Regions from separate parts of the Homo sapiens genome. Here region 2 is linked to region 1. Evidence: read pairs that join two places in POLR2A ChIA-PET (ENCODE). Cell type or tissue: GM12878. All regions are shown on one strand. Links, peaks and the distances in the headings refer to the core of each region. The heading gives the core; the rest is flanking DNA.

Region 1 (5,376 bases), core at 66-5,065:
CCACGTGGACGGTCCAAGGCCACATGGCCGTGGCCTAGCACCAGGACTGGCCCAGGCTGGCCTCCAGAGCTTGTCAAGGTTTGCCCTGGGCTCCAGACGAGCTCTCCCAGGGAAGCAGTGATTCAGCCCATCTGCACACACTGTGGCCACACACTCACATGAAGTGGGGGGTTTGCTTCTGTCACTCTCATTAGGTGCTTACTCAGGCTTCTGCACTAGTCTCAACCCTCCTTTCCTTGAGTGAGTGTTCCTTCCTCTCCTCGCCTGACTGGCTACTCGCCAGACCTTGGAGAGACCCTGGGAGATCCCTGGGGTCCCGGTTCCCTATATAGCTCAGGAAGCCTCTCCCCGCTTCCTGGTGTTCCCATGATCACGGCTGACGCAGGGAACACCAGAGTTTACTACCCCCAGACCCTGAGGATGGGGCCAGCCAAAACCTCCAGCCCTTGACAGTGGCTTTGACAGACTGCTCACCCCTCTGCCAGCCTCGTCTGCCTCCTCTTTGCGTTTTCTTCCTGCCGCATTTGGTCTGTCCTTTGCCAGCTCTGTGTGCCATCGCCTTGACCATCTCCACTTTGTTTGTGTCCTCAGACAGATGTTGCACCCATCTGTGCTGTCCAGCCGTCTCTCTTCTGCCTGGGCTCCCGAGAGCCCCTGTGGACTGTGCTTGTGGGGAGCTGCCCCCTCCGTGCATTCACCAACTTGTCCGTCCGTCCGCCCCCGGGGCACCACTCCATCCACCTCCTCACATGGCTGGCTTCCTCGTCTGCCGCCGCCACCACCGCTGCCTCCACTGCCTCTGGGGCCCCCCATTCTGTCTGAGTCCCCACCCTGACCGTCTTCCCTCTTTCAGGTGGCCTGTGGGCCCGTGTAAGTGTCTCTCCCACATTCCCCTGCTCCCTGCAGCACAGGGCAGAGGTGGCCTGCGGGCCTCTGGAAGCTAAGAGCTTTATGCAAACCAGGTTCTGGACTTGCAGAGACATAGGCAGGGCACACAGAGGAGGGAGGGACTGGGGAAACCTGGGGCAAATGCTTCCCGCACCCCCTCTCCTGAGGCTCTAAGGTTTTCACAAAGAGCGGTGTTGCATGAATACTGAGCGTCTGTTTCACTAGGCAGGGGACGGGGGCAAGAGTAGCGAGGTGGCAGTCCATGGGCATAGCCAATGACCTCCCCAGAGAAGGAGTCCTGCTATGGGCCTCACCATGTTGGTCTGCAGCCCATTCATACGTCCCAGGCATCTTTTTTTAGCTTTTCATTAAGATATCCAATTCGGGCTAGGCACAGTGGCTCATGCCTATAATCCCAGCACTTTAGGAGGCCGAGGTGGGCAGATCACTTGAGGTCAGGAGCTAGAAACCAACCTTGCCAACATGGCAAAACCCTGTCTCTACTGAAAATACAAAAATTAGCCAGGCGTGGTGGCACATGCCTATAATCCCAGCTACTTGGGAGGCTGAAGCACGAGAATCGCTTGAGCCCAGGAGGCAGAAGTTGCAGCGAGCTGAGATCGTGCCACTGCACTCCAGTCTAGGTGACAGAACAAGACTGTCTCAAAAAAAAAAAAAAAAAAAAAAAACAAAAGAAAAGAAAAAGAAAAAGAAGAAAAAATATCCAATTTCTGCCAGCATCCAGGCTGGAGAATGGCCTTATTGCATTTCCCAGCCGAGACTTCACCACCAAACACCCCACTAGCCACTCTCTTAAATGTCCCTTGCCCCACCTGCAACAGCCCTAACTATGTGTGCCCCTTCAGTCCCTGCCAGATGCCCTGAGAGTGGCCTCATCTCCCCTTCTCATTCCCCAAGCCTACATACTGGCAAAGTCCTATGCCTGTTCCCTCCTCCCAACCTCCCAGCAATCGGAACCTTCCCCCAGCTCCAGGCAACAAGAATTTGGTTGAAAACTGAATTTAGTAGCAAAATGTGGTCACCAGCATTTTTGGGGCCGATTCCAGTTTTGACTACCCTGTCTAATCTCAACCGAGCACACACTTGCATATCTGCACCTTTTGTGTTTAATTTGAATAGGAAGCCCTTGATTTAGAGGAACACGGGGGACAGGCTGTTATTGTAGGCTGCTGCAGTGAAAGCCTTTCCCCTTTGTTCCCCTGAATTAAGGATGGGAACAGCCATGGAGGAGCGTGTCAGCTAGCTGACTGCCAGGCCATCCCCTATACCCTTTAATCAGGGTGAGAATCAATTTATCTACATGGATGTCATGAGCCCAAAGGCTGAGCTCTAGAGTCTCAGGGGTTCCAGCAAAGCCAAGTATCTATCTCTATCTTTATTCTCTGCCTGTGACCACAGAGCAGCCTAGCAACCCAGTGGTAAAATGGGACTTTCCACCCCCACCCCATCGCAGTTTTGTTTTTCAAAGACTACTTACCTGATCACCCTGTACCTCGTGCCAGAACCTTGGACCCTGGCCCCAGGGGATTCAGCCCACACAGCCCAGCCTCAAGGGCCCTCATGCCCTCCCTGAATGCCCTTCCCCAGGCCTCAAGATGGGAGAGAGGAGATCCCCAACCACAGCCGGCAGAAACTTGTAAGAGAGAATAGCCCATCCCACAGCCAGGGCAGTACAGGGAAGAGAGAAGTTGGAGAGAAAGAGGAAGGGGAGGTGGACTCATTGCTTGTCTCGGGTTGGTTTCCTGGAGTTTGGTGTAGAGCATGGGCAGCTGCCTCTTGCCAGCAGCAGCTGGTCCCCCATAATCTCCCTTATTCCATTTAACATCATCAGGAGCGTCTTGGTGGAAAGAAACATCCAGTTTGGGGGCTCCAAACAACCACAGGCAAGGCCAGGTGTCACCAGCATGGGAGTGCGACAGCGAGGCCTTGCCCAGAAACCAGAAGCAGCTTTCAGGCTAGGGGTGGGACACTTTCCTCTCTGCTCCCTAAAATGCTAGCTGCAGGCCCGTGAGGGCTCTGCCAGAAGAGGAAGCCACCCCCGTATCAGCTCTGCTTGATAGGCCCTGCCAAGGGCAAGACTGGACCTCACCCGAGAGAGGCCAAAAGGCCAATATGGAAGGTTCAGGACTTGCCTGTTGTTGGGTGTCTTGCCTGCAGGAAGCCCCAACATGCTTCCCTTTTCATTCAGAGGCTCGGTGTGGCTCAGTCCCTATGCCGTGTGTCCCTGTGGGGCCCTCCAGCAGTCCTCTGTCCCAATCTGGCAACTCCATACATTTGCCCACATGGCTCTGGATTTCGGATGGGTGTGTGTGTGTGTGTGTGTGTGTGTTTGATTGAGTGTTCTCTTGTCCCCTCCTTCATGGCCCCTCACTATAGAGCAAGCTTGTCCAACCCGTGGCCTAAGGGCCGCATATGGCCCAGGATGGTTTTAAATGCAGCCCAACACAAATTGGTAAACTTTCTTAAAACATTAAGAGATTTTTTTGTGATTTTTTTCCAGCTTATTAGCTATCGTTAGTGTGTTAGTGTATTTTACGTGTGGCCCAAGACAATTCTTCTTCCAATGCGGCCAGGGAAGCGAAAAGATTGGCCACCCCTGCCATAGAGGTAGTAAATAGGGACAGAGGTTAGTACTGGGGCTGGGCGTGCTACTTGCAAGTGATTCGATTGCAAATCCACCACCTTCCCACAGCTGAACCATGACTCCCCATAAATACCAGGGGAAGTCGACCCTCAGTGATCAGAGGACCTCTGATCCTTTTCACTGATCTGGGTGGTCAGAAACCCCCAAAAGCCTTGAGAAACACTCTGAGTCCTTTGGTCATTTGCAGTCAGCTTGCAGTCACCAGGCCTCCCGTTCTCCCTTCCATCCTTAGAGCACTCCACGGCTACCTGGCTACTGTCACACATGCAGGGTGAAGGGGGAGAGCACCTCTCAGAACCCACCGGTCAGCACTGCCACAGCCTTACGACTCCAGAGTTACTTCTCAGATCTTTGGATTATTTCTCCATCAGACTCATAAGCCTGGGCTTCAGACTTGGAGTATGATAGAAAGGAAATGAAGAGCTGGCCGGGCACAGTGGCTCACACCTGTAATCTGAGCACTTTGGGAAGCTGAGGCGAGCAGATCACTTGAGCTTAGGAGTTCTAGACCAGCCTGGGCAACATGGCAAAAATACAAAATTTCTGTCCCTACCAAAAATACAAAAATTCGCTGGGTATGGTGGTGCATGCATGTAGTCCAGCTACTTAGGAGGCTGAGGCAGGAGGACCATTGGAGCCTGAGAAGTCAAGGCTGCAGTGAGCTGTGATTGTGCCACTGCACTCCAGTCTAGGTAACAGAGTGAGACCCTGCCTCAAAAAAAAAAAAAAGAAAAAGAAAGGAAGGAAATGAAGACCTGTGCATGTAATAATCATGGACTGGAAGGGATGGAAGGATGCAAAGCAGCCCCTCCAGTGGCTGGATGCTCCTTACTCTTTTCTTTTTTTTTTTAATCACAAAGCACAGTAAATATATATATTTGAAACTACAAGCCTGTATACAAATGCATATATGCATCACAGGAACAAAAATTCCACAAAACAATATATACCTTTATTTCATTTGATGAAGTCAGATATTTTCTTTTTCACTTGTTATTTTTATTTGTTTTCAATTAAATAGAGATGGGGTCTCACTATGTTGCTCAGGCTGGTCTTGAACCGTTGGACTCAAGTGATCCTCCCACCTCAACCTCTCAAATCCCACTGCCTGGGATTACAGGAGTGAGCCACCACTCGGCCCTTTTTCACTTTTTAAAAATTCTGGTCTACACCTTCTAAATTGATTTCAACACCCATGAAAGGGTCAGCCCTACATTTGGAAAAACACTTCTGTCTGCTGTGTCCCTAACGCCAGGCCTCTGCCTCCTTCACGACTTTGCCATACTGTGCCAACTGTATTTGTGTTTACCTAACAGCCTCTTTAAATTAATTCACTTTTTCCCAAAAAGAAATAAGAAGGAAATTTTGTATCATGGCAAATGGAAAACCAGCTTACTTGCTGTAAATACAAGAATGCCATTTAAAAATATATGGTAAAAACAAAATAATGTTTTTGAATTCTGGCCAAATACTGATGTTTGCCAACACTCTGATTCTGACACCTGTTGCTATTTGTCTAAAAAGAGAAAATGTGAAAGGAGGAGAATGGCAAGTATCAAAAGTGTCAAAGTCACACTATCACCAAATGAGGCGCTCTCCCTGAGCAGAAGGGAAAAAAGTAAAAATCCAATGTTTCTTACCACGTGAATTCATGTTATTTAATATCGTGCCTGTAAATCAGCTGTGAGACCACCTAAAACTGTCTTAGCTGCTATCATTGCTTTATACATGAGGAGCCTGAGGACCAGAGAGGGAAAGACCTGGCCTAGGGTCACACAGCAGGCAGGTGAGGGACAGGGGCCAGGTTTCTGCTCTTGCTCTAT
Region 2 (5,376 bases), core at 120-5,119, 130 kb before region 1:
TCTGAACATCTTTTCATGTGCACATTTGCCATCCATGTGTCCTCTTCAGTGAATTGTCTCCTCATGGTTTTTTGCTCATTTTCTAATTGTATTGTTTGTTGTTTTGTTGTTGAGTTTTGAGAGTTTTTTAATATATTCTACATATGAATCTTTTGTCAAATATTTGTGGTTTACAAATGTTTTCTCCCAGTCTGTAGCTTACTCTCTTTTTATCCTCTTGGCAAGGTCATTTTAAATCTTTTTGGTTACTTTATTTTATTTTCTTGTAAACTGACAATTTATAATTGTACATATTTATGGGGCACAAATTGATGTTATGATTTATGAATACACTAGAGAATAATTAAATCAAGCTAATTAACATATCCATCACCCAAAATGCTTATCATTTTTTATGGTTAGAACATTTGAAATTTACTGTCTTAGCAATTTTGAAATGTACAAAACTCTATTATTAACTATATGCACCATGCTATGCTATGCAATAGATTTTTTTTTTTTTAAAATCTTACTCCTCCCATCTAAGATGTTGTACTCTTTGACCAGCATCTCTCCACTCCCCACAACCCCTGGCCTCTGTAACTACCATTCCACTCTCTGCTTCTATGAGTTTAATTGCCTTAGGTTCCACATACAGATGAGAATGTGCAGTATTTGTCTTTCTATGCCTGGCTTATTTCACTTATCATGATGTTCTCCAGTTTCATCCATGTGGTTGCTAATGACAGAATTGTCTTCTTTTTTAAGGCTGAATAGTATTTCATTGTGTGTATATACCACATTTTCCTTATCCAGCCATCTGGTGGATTGACATGTAGGTTGATCCCGGAACTTGGCTATTGTAAATAGTGCTACAATGAACATGGGAGTGCAGACATTTCTGACTAACTGGGTTTAAATCTTTTGGGTAAATACCCAGAAATGGGATTGCTGGATCTCATTTCTAATTTTGATTAGGTCAAGTTTTTGATATTTTTCTTTAATAAATCATTTTTGTTGTCATATCAAATTACTCTCATCAAGTCCTATGTCCTGATGATTTTCTTCTATAATTTCTTCTAAAAGTTTTATAGTTTATGTGTTATATTTATATTTATGATCCATTCTGAGTTAAATTTTTTTTGTATACAGTGTAAGGCTTAAGTTGAGGTCCATAGTTTTGACTATAGATATCTGATTATTCCAGCACCTTTCTTGAAGAATTATCCTTCTTCCATTGAATTGCTTTTGCACCTTTGTCAAAAATCAGTTGGTCATAATTGTTTTGGTCTATTTCTGGATCTTTTCTTCAGTTCCATTGCTCTATGTGGCTACCCCTCTGCCAATACCACACAGTTATATAATATCTTGAAATCAGATAGACTGATTCTTCCCACTTTCTTCTACTTCTTGATTATTGTTTTAGTTATTTTAGGTCCTTCATATTTCTATATAAATTTTAGAATTATCCTGCCTATACTACAAAGAAAAAATGTTGCTTGAACTTTGATAGAGTTGTATTAAGTCTGCATATCAATTTGGGGAGAATTGGCATCTTAGCTATGTTGAGACTTCCAATCCATGAATATCATATATCTCCATTTATTTAGATTTTTTTATTTCTTTCATCAGCTTCTGCAGTTTTAAGCATACAAGTCCTATACATATTTTGTTAGAATTATACCTAAGAATTTATTTTTTAGCAATGGTAAATGGCATTGTATTTTTAGTTTTGGTTTCTGTGTGATTATTGCTATTATATAGAAATACAATTTATTTTCATGTGTTGCTTCTATATCTCAGAACCTTGCTGAACTCACTTATAGTTCTAGGACTTTTTTCTTTCTTGATTCCTTGGAATTTTCTATATAGACTATCATGTCATCTGAAAATAGGTAGTTTTATTTTTTCCTTTCTGATTTGTATGCTTTTTATTTCATTTTCTTCCCTTATTGAGCTATCCAGGACTTCCAGCACTATGTTGAATTATTTAAAGGAGAATTAACACTACCTGTACATAATCTCTCCCAGAAAATATTAATAAAGAACACTTCCCAATTCATTTTATGAAACCAATATTACCCTGATAGCAAAATCAGATAAACACACTTCAAAATGTGAAAACTACAGACCATATCCTACATGAATATAGATACAAAAATTCCTTAATAAAATCTTAGCAAATAGAATTCAGCAATATATGAAAGGGTCCAGGACCTTTCACACACACCAGAACCAAATGGAGTTTCTTCCAGCAATACAAGGTTGGTTCAATATTTAAAAGTCAATCAACCATATTAACAAGCTAAGAAAAAAATCATATCTTAATATCAACTGATGCAGAAAAAGCATTTGACAAAATTCAACACTTTATCACTTGATGATAAAACCTCTTGGAAAACCTCAAATCAAGACAACTTCCTCAGTTTGATAAAGAACATCTATTTTTAAAAACCTGAAGCTAACATACTTAAAGGTGAAAGCTTAAATGCTTTCTCCCTAAGATCAAGAATAAGGCAAGAACAAGTACTCTTGCCACTATTATTCAAACAACTATATATTTTTTATTTTTATTTTTCCTATTATATAATCCCTGCACTGGAAGATGGAAAAAAGTCAGATGGCAATGAGGAGAGTTAGAAGACAGAGTGGGTACCCAAGAAGGGCCCTGCACCACCACTCCTGGATTCAGCCCTATGGAAAGGGAACAGCAGAAACTCTCTCTCTATGTAGGGATCATACAGCAGAAAAGCCCTGTGCATCATCTCCCGGTTTCCCTCCCACCCAGCTTGGTGCTAGGGTGGTAGAGCAGAGCTGACTTCTTAAGCTGTCTCAGCAATGGCTCAAGTTAGCTTCAGAGTCTCCACTCCTCAGCGAACAGGGTGGGGGAACCAAACGTTCCTTGCCCCAAGGTGCTCCTGAAACAGCTGAGAGAGGGTGGTACCTAGAAAATTCTGCAAGTCAGGGGTGAGGAGGGCACAGCAGTGACCTTGTGTATTGTGTGTGACCAAGGTCCAAATAGAATAAAGAGCATCTCCGTAGATGCTCCAGTGGCCCCTGTCAGTAATCACACACACACACACACACACACACACACACACACACCAAAAGCTCGCCACTCCTGGGTGCTTGCTATTCTACAGTCTACCGCCACCCAGAATTTAGACAGAATACCAAAGAAAAGGGAAGTGAAACCCTGACTAAATGGAAAATGTGAACCGACTGGATTTACTGTCTGCCTCCCATCAGAATCAGGCACAAAATAGAAACGAAGCTCAATTATAGAAAAATACATGACTTGCACATGTAAGTTTATGGCCTGAGTGGCTGCTGCACTTATTTGAATGCAGATTTGCCATTATCACTTGGCAACCTGATGTAAAATGACCAATAAAAGAAAACCCAGAGAGCTCAATTTTGAAACATTGGAATCCTCTGACCCACTTAGGTGCCCCTGGGGGGTGGGTGGAAGGATGACAGAAGGGTAGACCCTGTGGCTAAAAGAAGGATCACAATGGTGGAAAGACTCTTACATTCCAACATAACAAAATATGTACAACTTGAGTCATAGGGTCCCATAATGCTTGGAAGAAGGTGTTGATCCCTAAAGGAAATGCAAAGCTCCCATCTGGCCACCCTTTCCTCACTCAGCACTCAGAAATGCTGGAATTCAGGCCCCTGAAAGAGAAAGTCCATGCTTTCACTGAAAAGGTCATGCACCAAAATTCTTACCAGGAAACCTCAACAGGATTGAAAGCAAAAGCCTCTCATCTCCTACACCGACCTGTGACTGATGGCATAACTAGCTAAAGATGAGGAGGTCCCCAGGTATCAGCTCACCTCTGTTAATAAAAGTTCCCTGGCAGATTCAAACTTCTTCCCTAACAGATAGCAGATAGCAACCAGTGACCCAGAAAAAATACAGAGATGGCCAAAGCTTAGACTTTGTTTGACACAACTCTGGGTTCCACACACAGGTTCCTACGCACCATGACCCCTCACATACCTCTGTCATCTCTGTCATCAAACAGCAGAACAAAGCACCACTTTGAAACCCTGAAATCCCTCCCCAGGGACCAACAGCATTTTTCCCCACGAGATGCCACACCCACCAGAGGTGGAGAAGGACTTCAGCAGGACAGCCATGAACATCTGGCACGGGAGCTCTGTGGACATCCTGAAGCTGCCATGTTTGGACATGACCTGCCACAGAGTGGCACGTGGGCCACTCCAATGGGACATTTTCCCCTTCCTGAGCCTCCATTTCTTTACCTGTCAAGTGGGGTTGTTGTCAGGGAGAGGGCCTTCCAAAGGAGTCTACAACCCCAATGCTTGGTGGCTCCAGTTTGAGCACACACAGCAAATTCAGAAGGCAAAGCCATTCAGTTCATTTCCCTTTTAGCTGTACTAGCCAGGGTTCTGTAGGATGCAAGTGATAGAAAACCAAACTGGCTTAGGCAGAAAAGGGGAATTCACTGACTAATTTAACTGAAAAGTAGATGCAGGCACAGCTGGATCCAGTTAAACAAAACCATCAAGAACCAGTCTCCTTCATTCATTATTGCTGCTTTTCTCATGCTGGCTTCAGTCTCACTGATACTGGCAAGACTGGCTGCCAACAGCTCTAGGCTCATATCATATGCTTTTCAGCATCCCCAGCAAAAAAGAAAATGCATATTCCCTGAGAGCTTCAGAATGCCCCTAGAATTTCATTTCTTTGGCTCTGATTGGCCTGGCTTGGGTCACATGATCATCCCTAAGCCATTCACCAAAGTCAGAGGGTGTCGTGATGATTGGTCAGGCGTGGAGCTGCAGGTAGAGTCACTTTTCATCTGGGCCATATGGCTGAAAAGTGGGAAAGAGGAGCCCCAGAGGAAACCAGGGTACTGTCACCAGAAGAGGGAATGAATGCTGAGCAGCCAAAAAAAAAAGTCCACTTCATTGGCTCTTGCTCTTCTATGAGATGAAGTCCCCAATCTAGAATTCTAGCATCTGATATTTTTGTGGCCCTCTGGGCAGCACTGTTTCTAGCCTGCCCTGGAGGTGCCCATCCAGGGTGTGAGGTCCAAGGCAGAGAAGATGGGGTGGTGAGTCCTGCTGTCCCTAGCTACAAAGAGGACGCAAGCGTCTGGTGATGCCTCCCCATCAGCTAGCTGGCAAGTACCCACCTGCCTCCCTGCCCACCACAGCAGCCCCAAGGCAAGGCCACAAGAGGTGATGATCCACAGAGTGAACACAAAGCAGCATCAGAGAGTCCAGAATCTCAGCACCCTTTCGAGCCCCTCTGCAAATCAGGATGCCTACATTCGGCAGCTTTATCCCTGAGCTCTGGCCAGAGGGACATCACCTCTGTGCATCTCAAACTCCATTCCATTGTGTACATGGCTTCCCCTGGGC

Evidence for each region. ChIA-PET counts read pairs that join two places held together with the same protein. Peaks named below come from ENCODE experiments on the same cell type or tissue, not always from the same donor. Only the 100,000 strongest peaks of a DNase experiment are listed, where the experiment ranks them.
Region 2: POLR2A ChIA-PET joins it to region 1 with 5 read pairs; 3 of 35 experiments call an interaction of 5 or more read pairs at or near these places.

Annotation. Positions count from the first base shown.
Region 1 is chr15:78,974,422-78,979,797 of GRCh38, reverse strand. The region is part of intron 24 of RASGRF1 (Ras protein specific guanine nucleotide releasing factor 1); the gene reads left to right. LOC100129540 (a long non-coding RNA gene) reads right to left here and starts at 909. Exons shown (of 2, transcript NR_148998.1): 1 at 475-909. RefSeq lists enhancers at 2,537-2,626, 2,697-2,806, 2,877-3,026. In GM12878, for the core only: no CTCF peak of the experiment used is centred there; DNase peaks (open chromatin) are centred at 1,057 and 2,367; H3K4me3 peaks cover 2,788 bases; H3K27ac peaks cover 3,340 bases.
Region 2 is chr15:79,105,123-79,110,498 of GRCh38, reverse strand. No RefSeq gene overlaps it. Among named protein-coding and RNA genes, the nearest start is that of RASGRF1, 17 kb to the right of the region's middle. In GM12878, for the core only: no CTCF peak of the experiment used is centred there; a DNase peak (open chromatin) is centred at 3,148; H3K27me3 peaks cover 169 bases.